Regions from separate parts of the Homo sapiens genome. Here region 2 is linked to region 1. Evidence: read pairs that join two places in POLR2A ChIA-PET (ENCODE). Cell type or tissue: PC-9. All regions are shown on one strand. Links, peaks and the distances in the headings refer to the core of each region. The heading gives the core; the rest is flanking DNA. Region 1 overlaps GPC5 (glypican 5). Region 2 overlaps LINC00559 (long intergenic non-protein coding RNA 559).

Region 1 (8,510 bases), core at 3,452-5,951:
TTTTGGGTGCCATTCAGTGGTTAAAGATCATCTGGATTGTTTCCAGTTTTTGTATTGGAACTACCATTTGATCCAGCAATCCCACTACTGGGTATCTACTCAGAGGAAAAGAAGTCATTATATGAAAATATACTTGCACACCCATGTTTATAGCAGCACAGTTTGCAATTGCAAAAATATGGAACCAGCCCAAATGCCCATCAATCAATGAGTGGATAAAGAAATTGCAGTATGTGTATATATATATATATAAAATGTGTGTGTGTGTGTATATATATATATATACACACACACAGACACCCACACACACATATACACACACATATATACACACCATGGAATACTATTCAGCCATAAAAAGGAACAAAATGATGGCATTCACAGCAACCTGTATAGAACTGGAGACATTATTCTAACTGAAGTAACTCAGGAGTAAAAAACCAAACGTTGTATGTTCTCACTCATAAGTGGGAGCTAAGCTATGAGGATGCAAAGGCATAAGAATGATACAGTGGATTTTGGGGACTCAGGGGAAAGGGTGTGAGGGGGGTGAGAGATAAAAAACCAAAAATTGGGTTCAGTATATACTGCTCGGGTGATGGGTGCACCACAATCTCACAAATTGCCACTAAAGAACTTACTCATGTAACCAAACACCACCTGTTCCCCCCAAAACCTGTGGAAATAAAAAATAACAACAACAAAAAAGAAAGCTGCTATGATCGTTTGTTTACAGGTTTTTGGGTGGACGTAGTTTTTATTAACCTAGGCTAAATACCCAAGAGGAGAGAGTTGCTGGGTCTTATGGTAATTATGTGTTTGGTTGTAAAAGAAACTACCAAATTATTTTCCATAGTGGCTGCACCATTTACCTTCTTGCCAGCTATGTATGAGCGATTCCGTTTCTCTGCATCCTCGCCATCATTTCCTGCTGCTCCAATTTTTCACTTTGGCTGTTCTGAGAGTTGTGTACTGATATTGCATTGTGCCTTTACTTTGCATTTCCCTTATGGCTAATGAGGTTGAACATCTTTTCATGTGCTTATTTGCCTGCCTTTTAAATATAAACAATTTATCTCTTCTCTTTACTTTCCCTTTCATTGTTTACCTTGATTAGCAGATCTACTATTCAGCCCCCATCTATTTTGTACCTGCCTCTAAGCTTCATGAAAGGGCCTTGCTGTTATGTCTGGTGAGATGTTGCTGACCCGGAGAGGGCTGATGTCCAGCCCCAGGGCTCCATCTTCTGTTGGTCTCAGTTGTTCAGGTGACAGAGCAGAGTTAGATTCTAGGCAGAGTACAGAATTTCCTTGACTCCAATTCTCTACTGAATACAGTATGTAAGATTTTTAAAAGCACTATTCATTCCCAGTATGTCACAGAATCCTTTCATTCAAACAGATTCCTCATATTCTCTCCAAAACTGCTTGAACAAGTACGTGGTTATTAGTCGTCAGCCCAGTAATAAATACATTGCAAGAAAAAGATGTTCTCAGATGGCAAACATAATGTGCAAAGAGGCATTTCTGCCTTCAAATAAATACCTTTTACATTAGTCCCAGAGCTTTAGCCGTTTAAAGCACAGGTTCTACAGCTTCTGATTGGCTTATGAATTCTGTTGTTGACTTAAAGTCCCCAAGGACTACCAGAAAAACGTGGGATTGAGACAAGCTAAGTTTATTAAGCCTTTTGCAATAAGGAAAAACTCTGTTTTGAGAGAGTCTTAGCAAAAGCTCAAAAGATAAAAGTCAGGGGGAGCATATTTTTTAAGTTTTAGGCCATGAACTGGGTGGTTTTAAGGTGGAGCTTACAGAATAGGAAAGGAATTGGAATTGACAGTTTCTACTGAAGCTGTAACTTTGGAATTGGTTGTTGCTGAGAAGTGAGGCTGTCAAAACAATTCTTGGTGAGTAAGTTGTTACTCTTGGTAAGTACCATGTGTATTTGCTCACAGTCTTATCATCTGGGAGCAGGTAATTCCTGGAGCATACAACTAGCTTATTTTACTTGGTCTCGGTATTAGTTAACTTAAAGATAGGAAGTGACATTTTATCCTAGTACTGTTATCACCGGGAAAGGGAAGCATATTGTTTTAGTTACACTTCTTGCCTCTTAGTTTCAATCTACCCATCATTTTGTGGCTTATAATATTGGATGTGGACCATGTAAATATTTGTCACTTACCAGCAGGCATGATGCTAAGCACTGTTAGTATAAGGTGCTGGAGGGACATTGCAGGAAGAAGGGACTTTGTTCTGGATCCAGTGTGATCCTCTGTGCTTGCTCCTGTAGCACTTGGTTAGTATGTGGGACATCCAGTGACACTCATCCCTGGCACGTTTGAGTGGCAATACCATTGCAAGTAGCTTCCTAAAGAGTTTCTTTGGCAATGCTTGAGGACAATTTTCTAGAGATACGTTGAGACTGTTGCCGTCCTCAGTGTGTTCTGCTTTGTCCCCCAAAAGGTGGTTTTCTTCTCTTGTGCTAGACTTTTTCATCATCCATGAAGGTCATGGCTGCGCCCTCTCCAGTGAGGTCTGGATCTCAGTCATGAGGGGGTTGGACTTCCACGTTTGTTCCTTTATTGAGTGCTTTGCCTTAGCCCTATATATTCCTCCTGTGTCCACTATTGGTATATTTTTAGAGTTAGTTTTTACCTTTTCATATTAATAGTTAATTTCTTGTTCATAATTCTTTATGGTGAACACTTACTGGTCAAATTACTATGAGGGTTTTTGTCTTCTGATTGGATCCTCACTGATACAGAATTACTACTAGATTGGTCTCAGGAGCCATATTTAAAAAGATTGGAATTTGGGATTGGTTTGGTCATGCTCTAGGATTTGAACACAGTGTTGAGCTCTTTGTGTATGGAAACTGGGATGCCAGAAATCTACTGCATGCAGAATCAGCCTAACACCTATGGTTGACTATGATGAAAGCCAACTGAAGCAGGTGCGTAGCAAACTGACAGTGCTATTGCATTGAACATTATAGCAGCAATGATGGCTACAAGATGTATGATTTGGAACAATTTCTCCTAGAGCACACTGGAGTGCTTACTGAATGAAAACAATGAGCTCAGCGCTTGAACTCTCAGCTAAAGCCACAGACTGAGAACCAGGGAGCTTCTATGATGGCCATAAGTAATAGTTACTCTAGCTAGAGGGCTGATACTGCTAAAACTAAAAACAAAATTAAATTGCTTTTGGTTTTTGAATTTTATTGCCAATTAATTCACTTCTTGCCAAATTTTTGTTTGAAAGTTAGGTTACTAATTGGGAAAGAATAGAATCCTGAATGAACTTGGAATGTGTACATATACTTGGACCCACATGAAACTGGCTGTATTGAACCCCTAAGTCATTCTGAGCCTTCCTTACCACTTGAACAAAACTGCCTCCTCCTGTGTCTGAGGTGACTACCCCATCTTTGCTTGAAAATTTTGTGATAACCTCACCAGGAGCAGGGGCTTTGAAAATGGATGCTCATTCTTCTCATGAGTTAAGACAGGCAGTTCAGGTTGTTCCTAGACCCATTGCAAGGGGGGAAATTTCAGCATACTCCAGGGTAACAGGTACAGACTATAACCCAGGGGTAGATAGTTTACATACAAAAATAATGTGCAAGACTTTGCTATTACATATATTCTGAAATCTGGGGAACATTGTAAGAATAGATCTGAAGGGTACTAGACTAAAGAGGCCAGAATGTAACAATCAGTAAGGCTGAATTCATTGATACGACTGTACTTATTAGAGAGTCCAGATATAGGATGTTATCTTGTGCAACTTGAGTTGACTCCAATAGCTTACTTGGTTGGTTTCCTGAAACTTATACTCAGTGGTGTTCTGTGTTAAATGAGTTTGAGATGCCAGAGCTTCCCTGGCATGAATTGGAGAAGGAATAGAGATATGGGAGTGGATTTGTCAAGTGATACCTACATGTGTATCTCCTACAAGGTTCTGTGAGATGACCTAGAAGATACTCTACTAAGGCATTGGGAAATACATTGGTGAGGATAGTACCTTAGTCTTTGAAATGATGGGTCTGGATCTCAGATCTTTTGTCCTCCAGACTATAGGGGATATCACCATTGATATGTGTTTGCTGATTTCAGCTGTGATAATGGAAATTCCAGGGTAGTCAAAGCCAAGTGACAGTTATTAACCACCAAAGACAAAGTGGACTCACTGTGTAGGCAGAGACATGCCAGTAATCACAATGCCTTAGCTTAAAGGGATTTGGGGCAGTTGCTAATTGGTCACAGTGTCCATGAGAACAAATAGATAGGTAGCCCACTGGAGTATAGCTTCATTTGTCAAACCAGTGATCCCAGATGGGTCACCTACTTGTACACAAAGGTCTTGCAGCACCCTCGTTGTAAACATTCCCACAAAGAAGAATTTTCCTAGACTAGCCAGATTTTCTCCCAGCAGCCAACCCTATCACACATGTATTAATGTGATTTTTTTTAGGAAAAAAAATTAATGTTATAATTAAAAAAAAAATCTGAAGAACCAGTAGCCAAAAGCAGCTTGAGTCACCACAGTGGAGAGTTCTGACTCTTGCCCAATTTCCAGACCAAAGTCAATTCAATGGCACAGAACTCTGTGGTTGAAGCCTAGCTTGTGCCTCCTTACCATTTTATACCACACATACCAAAACTCTTCCTTCAAGCCTTCCCCAAAGGCACATCTAGATTTTACTAGAGTGACTGTGCCCTGAGGAATAGGAAATACCCAGTGCTTTTGGGGTTACTGTCTTTGAACTGTCACTAATTTTTGGTTCCTGGAGACCCTCCAAATTCCGAGCTATCAGTTAAAATAGGAGTTTACAGTGGCCAGAAGATAGATGGAATCTTACTTCATTTCTTACTTAGGATGGGCTTAGTGGTTCCATGGACCCAGCCTGTGATTATTTTTTTCAGTTGCTGAATGTGTAATTTCAATAATTGTAAAATAACCACACCAGCACATTAATCCATAGGATGAGGGCCATTATGGTAGGAAGGGCCAAATGCAAGCCCCTGGAATTTCACTTAACTCTACCCCAATAGCAAACCAGAAGCAATACTGCATCTTTGGGGGAACTGAAGATGTCAATGCCATTATCAAAGACTTGAAAAAAGTCTTTACACTTCTATCACACCTCATTTAATTAACCTGTTTGGTCTGTGCAGAAGTTAGGTGGATCTTTTACAATAACTGTTAGTAACTGTGAACTATTGTAAATTTCATCAGTGGTCACTCGAGTGCTGGCAGTTTTTCCAGATGTATTATTTTTACTGGGAAAAGTCAACATGGTACCTAGTAATTTCTATATAGCTATGAGCCTGGCATCAAGAAAATGTCTTTACACTTCTATCACATCTCATTTCATTCACCTGTTTGGTCTGTGCAGAAGTTAGGTGGATCTTTTACAATAACTGTCAGTAACTGTGAATTATTGTAAATTTCATCAATTTACAATAGATGAAATTGTAATTAAATATGCAATGTGGTCACTCTAGTGCTGGCAGGTTTTCCAGATGTAATATTTTTACTGAGAAAAATCAACATGGTACCTAGTAATTTCCATATAGCTACACACCTGGTTAATGACTGTTTAGCAAGACCAATTTGCAAGTTATCACTAGAAATGTGTACAGCTTGAATGCCATCTACTTTGTACCATTACAGAGGTTTCAAAATTGTCTTGCACATAATAATTCAATACATATTTACTGAGTTAACTGAACTCAGTTATCTCTGAATAATATCTCTATTCCTCCTCCAGTTCATGCCAGGGAAGCTCTGGCATCTCAAACTCATTTAACATAGGCCACCACTGAGTTTAACGGGAGTTATTCCCTCACCCCTTAAACCAAACATGTTATCAAAAGAGAAAAAGGAGCAACAGTAAAAAAAAAAAAAAAAAAAAAAAAAAATAGAGAATTCACAATGCAGGTAATAAGGGTAAAAGAGAACAAAGCCAGCCCCAAATATCTGATGATCTATGGATGACTAAAATGTGGAAAAGAATAAAGTACAGCATGAAAATTCATTCAACGATGTGTGTGCAGTCACCTTCATAAGTACATGGGGGAGTTCTCCAAATATTTAGGAAAAGAAATCATACACTGAATGTATTGTCTAGCTAGCATATGTTCTATGATTAAACCATTCTTTCTTTTAATTTTTTCTTTCTTTTTTTGAGACAGAGTCTCACTCTGTCGCCCAGGTTGGAGAGCAGTGAGGCTCACCGCAATCTCTGCGTCCCAGGTTTAAGTGATTTCCTGCCTCAGTCTCCTGAGTAGCTGGGATTACAGGCATGCGCCATGATGCCTGGCTATTTTTTTTTTTTTTTTTTTGGTATTTTTAGTAGAGATGGATCCACCTGCTGTGGCCTCCAAAGTGCTGGGATTACAGGCATGAGCCACCACGCCTGGCCAAGGACCATTATTTCTTATGTATCTTGCTAGTTCTTAAGGAAATAAGATTACTGAAAAAGTAAGCAGTTTGTTCTTAAAAATAACCCAGAAACTTTCTTACAAGACTTCTGTGAATAGGACCAAGTATTTGAGAGCTCTGTTCTGGAAACAAACTTGTCTCTAAACCATCTTTAATTTTAAAATGAAGGATCCATATTAAAAATTTTTGTTAGAAATATGTATAATTGTGCATCGTAGAGAAAAAATGAGTTTTGCCATTTAAAGTAATTTTACATATTATCTTTTTTATTTTTAAACTATCATTTACTATCCTGAATTATGCTTAGGTTTATTACTATTGGCACAAAACAATAATAGCTAACAATAAATTCTATTGTCAAGTTCTGTTAAATCTCTTGTTTTAAATTTTACTCTGTGCTAAAAATCGCAAGTAACAAGTTTAAAATTACAAAAATTGGCACATTATTATATATAATTTATTCATGGAGACTATATTTAGAAAATTCTAAATCAGCCTATTAGGTCCTGGTTATACAGATTCACATACACAAACATATGCACCTGCACAGATATGGACCGCCTGCTAATTAATGTTCAAACATATAAGAAAAAATAATATCGGGAATTATGATTTGCTGTTCCGTGTAGTAGCAATTAAAAAAAATTCTGAATCAGACACTTGCACAAGCCAGAAAATGAAAACGGTTTTAGATTTCCAGAAACATTTTTGATGCTGACATACATTTCATATCTTAGACATCTTTCAGGGTTGATAGTTATAATCAAGATTGCATATTTAATTAAATGAAACTATTAGCAACTTCACAGAAGTTTAAGCAGTATACTATGTTATAAATAGAACGACTTAATTGCTATTCATTTCTTTAGTCATGACACAAATAATTATGGGAAATTGCCATAATGAAGAATGTACATACACATGCTCTTTGATATCTACATGTGAAATCAGGGTGGGACTAAGCTGTGTAATCCTTATTTCTGTTGATAATACCAGCGAAGTTCTTTGCCTCCCTTCCCTCCTCAGGCTTTTCCCTTCACTCTGACCAATTCCTTCCTCAATGTTGCTGCCAGCCTCCTCTCGGAGGACCCTCTTCTCTCTGACCATTTCCTTCCTCAATGTTGCTGCCAGCCTCCTCCCGGAGGACCGGGGAGGAGGGTCTTACTAGTGTTCCAGCTGGATTCTCTCATCATGACTCCTGCCTAGTGCCTCTGTAACTAGAGTTGGAAGTGAGTGTTTCGCCTTGGTGTCCCACTCTTGACCCAACCAACTCCTCTTTTGGGCTTCAACAAAGCTGTCTTATTCTTGGCACCCTATCTAGGAATCTGGACAAAGTTCCACATGTTGGATTCAAAAACCATTTCAGTGACAGCACCCAATGCCTTGCTAACACGAAACATGTGTCCTTTTGGTGCTTTTTATCTTTGAATGAATTTGGCCACCTGCCCCCTTACCATCATCTTCGTGGTGATTTCTTCTTTTAGGAGAAGATTTTCTCTTTAAGTGACAATATATTAATACAATGCCAAATATGATCTATACCATAACTCCTTAACTGGTGGATCATGTCCCACTGGTATGTCATAAAGAGGTAACAAGTCAGCTACCATCTTAATCAATTCAGCCCTTGGGACAACTTGGCAAGATCTGGGTACAAACAGCCTCGTCTCTTTAATTCTGTATAAAAGTTTGGTACTGTATTGTTTTGGGGCTTTATACTTTCTGCCATTTCAAGTAGCATCCTTGGGATACAGACAGATATGAATAATGTAGATAACGATTTAGCAATCCAAGAAAATAATTGGCAGAAATGAGTGAATTTTAATGTATTTGCAAAGCAATCTCATGAGCATGTAACTCAGAACAGCATGTGGCAGAATAAATCGCCTGCAGACTGTTTTCTAATCTCTGTCATCTTAATGGAATAGCAAATTTGCTTATAGGTATCCCTGAGATATGGGTGTAAATGGAGATAAATGATATATTTGAATTTTTTTCCAGGTATCAAATATGGGCTTTTGCAGTCTAAAAATTATCAGGCATATTATCGATTTTTGT
Region 2 (8,510 bases), core at 3,294-5,793, 1.5 Mb before region 1:
AAACATAAGAACTTACTTAACTTCAATCTAGCTGTACATTTGGATCCATCACCTAAGCTCTCTTCATTTCCCATACTATACACACATCTTTCCCAGCCTCTGGTATCTATTAATATTATTCTATTCTCTACCTCCATTCGATGAAATTTCTTAGCTCCCACTTACGATTTAGAACATGTAAAATACTTTTCTCTGCCTGGTGTATTTCACTTAACATAATGACCTCCAGGGCCATCCTCCAGTGCCATCAATATTGCTACAAATGACATAATTTCATTCATATCACTAAATAATATTTAATTACATATATATATGACATTTTATTTCTTCATTTGTTGATGGACACTTAGGTTGATTCCATATCTCAGTTATTGACAATAGTGCTGCAATAAACATGTAAGTCCAAGTAACCCTTTAATATACTGATTTCTTTTCCTTTGAATGAATATCCAGTAGTGAGATTGCTGGTTAATATGCTAGTCGTATTTTTAGTTCTTTTTTTTTTTTAAGTCTCCACACTGTTTTGCATAGTTACTGTACTAATTTACATCCCCACCAAGATTATATGAGTTCCTTTTTTCCATATCCTAACCAGTATCTATTATTTTTTTTCTGTTTTTACTAATAGCCATTTCAATTTGTTTAAGAGGATATCTCATTATAGTTTTGATTTGCATTTCCCTGATGATTAATGATGTTGAGCATTTTTTCATATACCTATTGGAAATTTGCATGACTTCTTTTGAGAATTTTCTATTCTTGTCCTTTGTAAACTTTTTAGTGGGATTATTTTTTATTTATTTATTTTTTTACTGTTGAGTTATTTGAGTTCTTTGCATAGTCTGAATATTAGTCCCTTGAATAGTTTGCAAATATTTTCTCTCATTCAAAATGTTTTCTCTTCACTTTGTTGTTCCTTTGCTGTGCAGAAGCTTATTAATTTAAAATTGTCCCATTTGTCTATTTTTGGTTTTGTTCTCTGTGCTTTTGAGGTTTTGGCCACAAAATGTCTAGACATGTGTCCTGAAGTGTTTTCCCAATGTTTTCTTAATGTAGTTTTGTAGTTATGGGTCTAATATTAAAGTCATTCATCTGTATTGAGTTGACTTTTTAAATATGGTATGAGATAGGGGTCCACTTGCATTCTTCTGCATATGGATCTCCAGTTTTCCCAGCACCATTTATTGAGGAGGGTGTCCTTTCCCAGTGTATGTTATCAGTGCCTTTGTCAAAAATCATTTGGCTGTAACATATGAGTTTATTTCTGGATTCTTTATTCTGTTCAATTCGTGTACATGTCTGTTTTTATACCAGCACCATCTTGTTTTGGTCACTATGCCTTGTAACATATTTTGAAGTCAGGTACTGCGATGCCTCCAGCTTTGTTTTGTTGTGTTTTATTTTTAAATTCAGAATTGCTTTGACTATTTGGGCTCTTTCTTGGTTCCACATAAATTTTAGGATTTTTTTTTCTAATTCTATAAAAAATGATATTGATATTTTGATAAATATTGCATTGAGTCTGCAGATTTGTTTGGGCAGTATTGTCATTTTAGGGTATTCATTCTTTGGTTCTGATATGGTTTGGCTCTGTCCCCACCCAAATCTCATCTTGAATTGTAATCCCCATAATCCCTACATGTTGAGGGAGGGACCAGGGGATCATGGGGGCGGTTTCCCCAATGCAGTTCTCATGATAGTGAAGCAGTTCTCACAGTTTTATAAGCATGTCTTCTCCCTTCGCTCTCTCCCCTCCCTCCTGCTGTCATGTGAAGAAGGTACTTGCTTTCTCTTCACCTTCTGCCATGATTATAAGTTTCCTGAGGCCTCCCCAGACATGCAGAATTGTAAGTCAATTAAAACTCTTTTCTCTCTAAATTACCCAGTCTTGGGTATTTCTTTATAGCACTGTGAAAACAGACTAATACAGGTTCCATGAGCCTGGGATGAATTTCCATTTGTTTCTGTCCTCTTCAGTTTCTTTAATCAGTGTTTTGCAGTTTTCCTCATAGAGATCTATCTAGTCATATTATCTACGAGTCTGCTTAGTGCCTTATTTTACTATAGTTGAGCTTGCATTCAAGTTGCAAGACACAGTCCTCTTCACTTTTCTAGAGCTGTGAGCTGTGCTGCCTGGTATTGGGGAGGGGCGATGTCACCCCTTGGCCACCCCCGCTGGTGTTTCACTAGGTGATATGCACTCAAGTCCACTGGCTCCAAGCCCAGAATGGCACCAGGACTTGCCCAGGAATTGCAATCCTTGTGACCTAAACTGCCTTTCAAATTTATTTATGACCCCAGAACACTTTCGTCTGGGGTTTAAAATAAATTTGAAAGGCAGTTTAGGCCACAGGTGGGGCTAGCTGGAACTCAATTGCTGACCATTGGGATGGACAATTCACCTCCCTCCATGGGCCCAGGCTCAATTCTGCTCTATGTTGATTTCCACTGTGACAGGGCAGCATTGGATTCTAATGCAAAGTCTGATAATCACTGTGCTCTCCTTCCCCCAAGCAAACAGATTCTTTGTGCCATATGGCCACTGCTGGGGGGGTGAAGGAGGGGCACTGTAGGCAATGCAGGACTGACTTTCCTACCTTCTTCAGTGTCTCTTTCCTTTATATGATGTTATACCAGGTACTATGATTACTGACTTGATTTTTGGTTTTTATGAAGGTGCTATCTTGTGTGCATAGTGGTTCAGATTGGTCTTCTTGCAGGAGGGATGATCACTGGAAGGTCCTATTTTGGCATTTTGGTCTGCCACCTCTAAAATCAGTGTTTTAAATTTTTTCTGGGTTGTAATCCTTTTAATCCTTTTATTGTTCCGATCCATTGCTGAAGAATTATTGTGTCCCTTTGGAGGTGTCATATTTCCTTGCTGTTTTATATTTTATGTGTCCTTATGTTGATATCTGCAAATATGGTGTAACAGTTGCTTTTTCTGATTTTTTTGGAGTGGCTTTAGTATGGGAGGACTTTTGGGGGGGATATATCTATGGAGTTGGTTGGGTAGGGTTCTGCACTTGTGCAGTCATGTAGTCTCTATATTATTTCTTTGACTATAAATCAGCATCAGTGGTATCTGTATTATCCTCAGTGACTGAAGGTGTGGTTATTAGTGGAGGCTGTGGTGAAGTTTTGCTGGGGACAGGGATAAATTGTATCCCAGTCTTTGGGCCCCATGGTGGCATCTGTGGGATGAGCATGCCTGTTCTTGGGCACCAGAGCAATGTACACTGGCACTGGTATAAGTTGGTCCAGGTTGGTCAATACTTCGGCTTCCAGGTGGCTTGCTTGGAAGCTAGTAGTGGCAGTTGTGGGCCACGGGTGTGGGAGGGTTCTTCGGCTCCTGGGCAGCAGGCCTGGTGTGGAAGATGATGATAGCTATATTGGGACAATCCTCTCGGTTCTGAGCAGTGAAGGCTGGTGTTGGTGATATTTGTATTGAGCTGAGCTGACCAGTCTCCAGGCCTACATGTGGTACAGGCAGGTAGGTGCCAGCTGTGGTGGTAGCAGTAGGGTAAGGGAGGCCCAACCTCAGGCTTCCAGGAGGAGTGCTCAGGTGCCAATGGTGGTGGACAGGGGTTTGGCAATTACCAGGTCCCTGGACATCATGCTCCTGCATGAGGGTTGTGAAGCCAGGCTGCGCAGGCTTGTCCTTAGGTCCCCTGAAGGTGTGTGTAGGTACTGGATGTCGTAGGCAGGGCTGAAATTATCTGCAGGACCCTGGCAGAATGCTTGGGTGGAGAGTAGCAGTGGGTACACTGAGGTCCTGCTACTGAAGATGGTGGGCAGCAGTCAGTGGCAGGCAGGTGGGGAAGGTGCGCTTCACTTGCACTCTAGCCCCAGTGGCAGCAGCCTGCAGTGATGGCAGCCATGGGTGGGGAACTCTGTGTGGGCTCATGAAAATGAATTGTGGCTCTGCTGCTCAAGGAGGCAAGTTTGCTGCCAACACCCCATTCTTCCACCCTTGTGACAGCAGCCAGCCATGGTGGTGGCTGCAGGCAAGGGAACTCAGTGGGGCCCCAGGAATGTGGAGCTGCAGGTGTGGTTAGGCCCCAGTGTAAGGTGCTGTCTGTTCATGGTTGGGTTCTCAAAATAGTGCCTTTTTGGAGCTTCTTAGGACTTGGGGCATGAGTGGGACTCAATGTCAGCTTTCTCTCTGGAGAAGTGCCATCGTACAGTCTCAGGCAGCTCCCTATTTTAGAACCTGCAAAGTTTGAGAGGCTCTACCATGGCTAAGATTGCAGTAGTCTGTTCTCTCACTTACCTTTCCTCCACAGTGGGGAGTTTCTCTAGGCTCCAGCCCATCCCAGCCAAACAGGTTTCCAGGCTTCTCCCTCCTTCCTTGCTTAGGTGTTTCCTATCACTTCTCTGTTGAATTTGCATGCTTTGTTTTGGATGATCCATTCAAATTGTGATTACTCATAATTTGCTTCTTCTTTGTAGAGGAGGCTAGTAGAGTTTTCTTTGGTTAGTCATCATGAAACCACTTCTCATTTTTTTTTTTTTACTGTACTAGCAGAGCATCCTCCTCATAAAGTTTATTTTAAAAATTTCCTTTTGTGTTCCCCTAGTACCTTAAATAAAATAAATTATGTTGTTAAATTTAGCTTGTATGAATAAGAGGTATTACTCCAGGTTCTCTACAAAGCAGAGACCAAGAAAGCATTATGTATGTAAAAGATTTACTGGAAGAACTTTTGTGTATTGAGAAACCAGAGGAGGCTGGAAAACCATCGAACTACAATGTAGTACTAAACCCTTTGAAAGAGAAGAATGAAAGGAAGGGAAAACATAAATTCTCAGATTACAATGCAGTTCACTCTTAGAAGAATCTGGAAACTTACAGGACTGAGCCAACTTTCATATCACAGCCAAATGCAGTAATTGGTTAAGAATACTTCCTCCACAGGAAATAGTCTCCGAGCATAAGTAGTGACAGATTTAGACCTCAGCAGCTGGAGTCATGGGTTGCTTATGACCCTACTAGTAGGAGATCTGAGATATGCATTTTTACGACAGTTTTCCTGCTGTTTCACCCGGATCTACTTCTCCAGCAGATTTGTGTGAAGGCTTTTCTATTGTATCTGCAGGCCTTTCTTCCTGAGAGGAAAGTCAGAAGAGGAAAGTTAGTAGGATGAATTATAGGCCCAGGCTGCAGATGCCCCCAGGGCTCCAACTGGTTGGTACTCATTCCCCCACCCTGTTATACATTAAATTTTTTTCTCACTGTCAGCTAGTAACTTGGCAAGTCACACTGGCTTTTCTTGTGTGGCTGCTGAATGCTTAATAATCTTAAGCTTCTTGGTCTAGGTTTGCTGCATATGTTTATTCACAAACATAGTACAACACAGAATTACTATGAGAAACTCAAATGAATTAACTGGACATCACAAAGATTGTTTCCTCCCTAAAAGCAGCCCTATCTCTTCCTACTGATCAAGATCAATTATTCCTGCCAGTATAGTGACAATTCTTTTCACCTGGTAAACTTTGGGCACAAGGAGTCTGAACTTCCCTGGTAGTCATAAATGGTAGTCCATTGGGACACTTGCTGCTTCTAGTCACCAAAATACACCAGCTTTGAGGAACAGGACCTTCAAGCTGATGAACCCAGATTTGCAGAGATGGGAAGCAAATCCTTCATTAAATCAATAGGAAGTGTAGTAAGTGGAGTTACTCGTTTTTCTCCTCCTTGGTTTCAAGACCTTCTGTTCTTTCTAATGATGAACAACTTTTTTCTTCCTATGAAATACCACATCCTTTTTGATTATTGTCTTACACCTGAGACTTGAGGAGGGTGCATTTAGAAGCTCTTCCAACACCTTGTGATACCAGCTGCTTATGGATGGGTCTGTGTGTGATACAATGATTGAAGCCCATGGGTTTGGGCTTTGCCCCTCACATCCTTCACTGTCAAGAGGGTTTCCTGATCAGAAGCTACGCTGTGTATCAGGCATACCATAAGCACCAGTGAAGGATTTTGGCTCAGACTCAAGGGTGGCAAAGCAGACTTATAACCAGAATGGGTATCCACGACCTTCGTGGAAGGGAGAAGCTCAATATAGTCAATTTACCACCAAGTGTCCTTTAGGTTCCTTTAAGGGATATTCATATTAAAGGTTGACAAGTTGGTCTTTCAGAGGCAGGAGTAGCTAGATCAGCTATTATAATTAAGCGTCTAAGCTCTTAGATCCACATGTAGTCTCCAACTTTGCCACTCCATTCTGTGACAATTCAGGCAGTTTTCATGTGACTGATAATAAAGCATGATGTTAACCAAATTTTATGGGAGGTCATTGTCTTGAACTGCCTTCCTGCACTAGGCCTCAGTAGACCAGACCAAACCAGAATGGAGTCACTCCTGATAAGTGCCACTTAATCAAACTGAACTTTGAAATGGGCAAAATTTCAAGAAGAAAAACAAGCAAGATTCCAGTCAATTCAATTTAGCATAATAAGGAAGTCCCCTCGTTTTAATTCTGTAAGGAAAGTAACCCTGGAACAAGCAATTCACTTTCCATTCATTATTTCTTTCTTCAGTCTTTTTCTGCCTATGAAGCCATCCTTTTCTGCTCAGCTCAGGGAAGCTCTTATTCTACAGAATAGAATGCTACCCCAATTCATGAATCATGAAAGAAAGCCAGTTATATCATTAACTAAATGTATTGTAGTCTTGTCCTTTGACACTGGCTAACACCAACTGGCAGATGACTGACCTGGGACTTTGTGCCAAGAATGATTCGAGCCTCACCTTCCAACAGAGATGGCATCCTCTCACCCGCCAGCAAGGGGGTGGGTCAGTCATAAATCCCCATCTTACTGCTGCATTTCTCAGGCTATTCTTGGCATCACTTGTGTTAGCTTGGTAACACAATAATCCAACATCAAGATGACATTAGACATTCTAGAGGATCAAACAACTTACTGCTGGTAAATACCTTGAGAGAATTTTCTCAACAAGGAAGACAGGCTGTTGGGAAAGGTAGTTTGTGGGGTCTTTCCACCCCCAGTTGACTGCATAAAAATGGGCCTTGATCCTAGAAATTTTTTATTGCAAAACATCAAAAGCCCAGATAGCCTCTGCAGGGCCTATTGTCTTATATGCAAGTATCTTTTCTTATAAGCTCAGGGTGCACTCCTTTGTTCCGTTTAAGCTCGTAAGTCAATGGTCCTCAGGAACATACCCAGTTTTTACTATTTCAGACTCCATGGAGGAGGGGTTGGGTTCTTCTGCTTCAGCCCGACAGGGGTGCGTGTAGGCCAATTGCCCATTCTCAGCCACCTGCCTGGGTGACCTGCCTGGGTGACGTGCTAGCCATAAGGGATCACAGCACTCTATTAAGCTTATCTTGTTCTGTTTCTTCTCTCTGTAAGTAAAGTGTGTTGTTCTACCCAGTGCTTGACCATGTTGCATTTTTCTTAGTGACTCCAGTTCCAAGATGCAATAGGAAGAAGTGTTTGGATCCTCCCCCTGGGATTGATAACTGCTGTGAAGTGTTCTGCTCCGGAGAGCATAAGGAAGTTGGGAGAGATGTCAAACAGCAATTCTATCCTGATCTCTGTGAAAAAAGGAGAAAGGAAATAAATTTTTCAATTGCAGTGCAGTATTAAGAAAATTTGGCAAGGCCAATGGAAATTCCTACAGGAAAAATCATCTGTCTGAGGATTCTCACAGCTCATAGGAATAGGCTAGCTTGAGAATCTCTGTCATACTCAGTTATCAGTTGGAACAACCATGAGAAGCATGTTCAGCACCACTATAGAGATGAATTAGACTGCAGCAGCTGGGAACATTATCCCTTTGCTTTCCTCACAGTAGTATATGCAAGACCACCAGAGTGGGCTAGCTCATTTGGGACCACCACACCTGGTGATGTCAACCAAACACAGAAAATTTATGTCGGAAAGCATAAGAATCTATCAAAGCACAAAGCGCTGTTAGGGCTAAGATCTCAGGAAAAAAATGAAGCAGAGAGGGGAGTCCAAACTTGAGTGCTGCTTTTGCCCTCAACACATCTGCTAATTTTAAGCAGCATTCTTCTCTTCCATGCACCCACCAGTTTTAAAGTAGCTCTTTTCTCCTCAGTGTACCGGGAAATTCTAAAGAAGCTGGGACAAGTCTGAGAATTTTAACAGAATTGACAATGAGATGCTGACAAACGGAAGAAAGGCTGATATTCGTGTAGGATCATGGGTGGGATATTTTGAATATCAGTACCTGTCAAGAAATGTTTGCCAAAAGCGGAAACCAATAGAACCTGGAATATGTTGGACAGCTGAATACAAAACATTTTAAAATGTGGAAAAAATGGACAATCCATAAATTACCACCCACACATTTATCTTTCTAAAACTGACATAATAAGAGATTGTGTGTGTGTGTGTGTGTGTGTGTGTGTACATCCACAATTTAAAATGTTCCCACAGACCAGAACAGTTTTCCTCACTGGTGAAATTTCCATACTCTTTGTAGGAAAAATTAAACACTGATCAAAGTCACC

Evidence for each region. Peaks named below come from ENCODE experiments on the same cell type or tissue, not always from the same donor. Only the 100,000 strongest peaks of a DNase experiment are listed, where the experiment ranks them.
Region 2: POLR2A ChIA-PET joins it to region 1 with 6 read pairs; 2 of 35 experiments call an interaction of 5 or more read pairs at or near these places.

The regions. Positions count from the first base shown.
Region 1 is chr13:91,556,287-91,564,796 of GRCh38, forward strand. All of the region lies in intron 2 of GPC5 (glypican 5), which reads left to right. Among named protein-coding and RNA genes, the nearest start is that of GPC5, 160 kb to the left of the region's middle. In PC-9, for the core only: no CTCF peak of the experiment used is centred there; no DNase peak of the experiment used is centred there.
Region 2 is chr13:90,101,094-90,109,603 of GRCh38, forward strand. It overlaps LINC00559 (long intergenic non-protein coding RNA 559), which reads right to left. Exons shown (of 6, transcript NR_047489.1): 2 at 5,490-7,568; 3 at 4,854-5,109. Among named protein-coding and RNA genes, the nearest start is that of LINC00559, 14 kb to the right of the region's middle. In PC-9, for the core only: no CTCF peak of the experiment used is centred there; a DNase peak (open chromatin) is centred at 4,408; H3K27ac peaks cover 493 bases.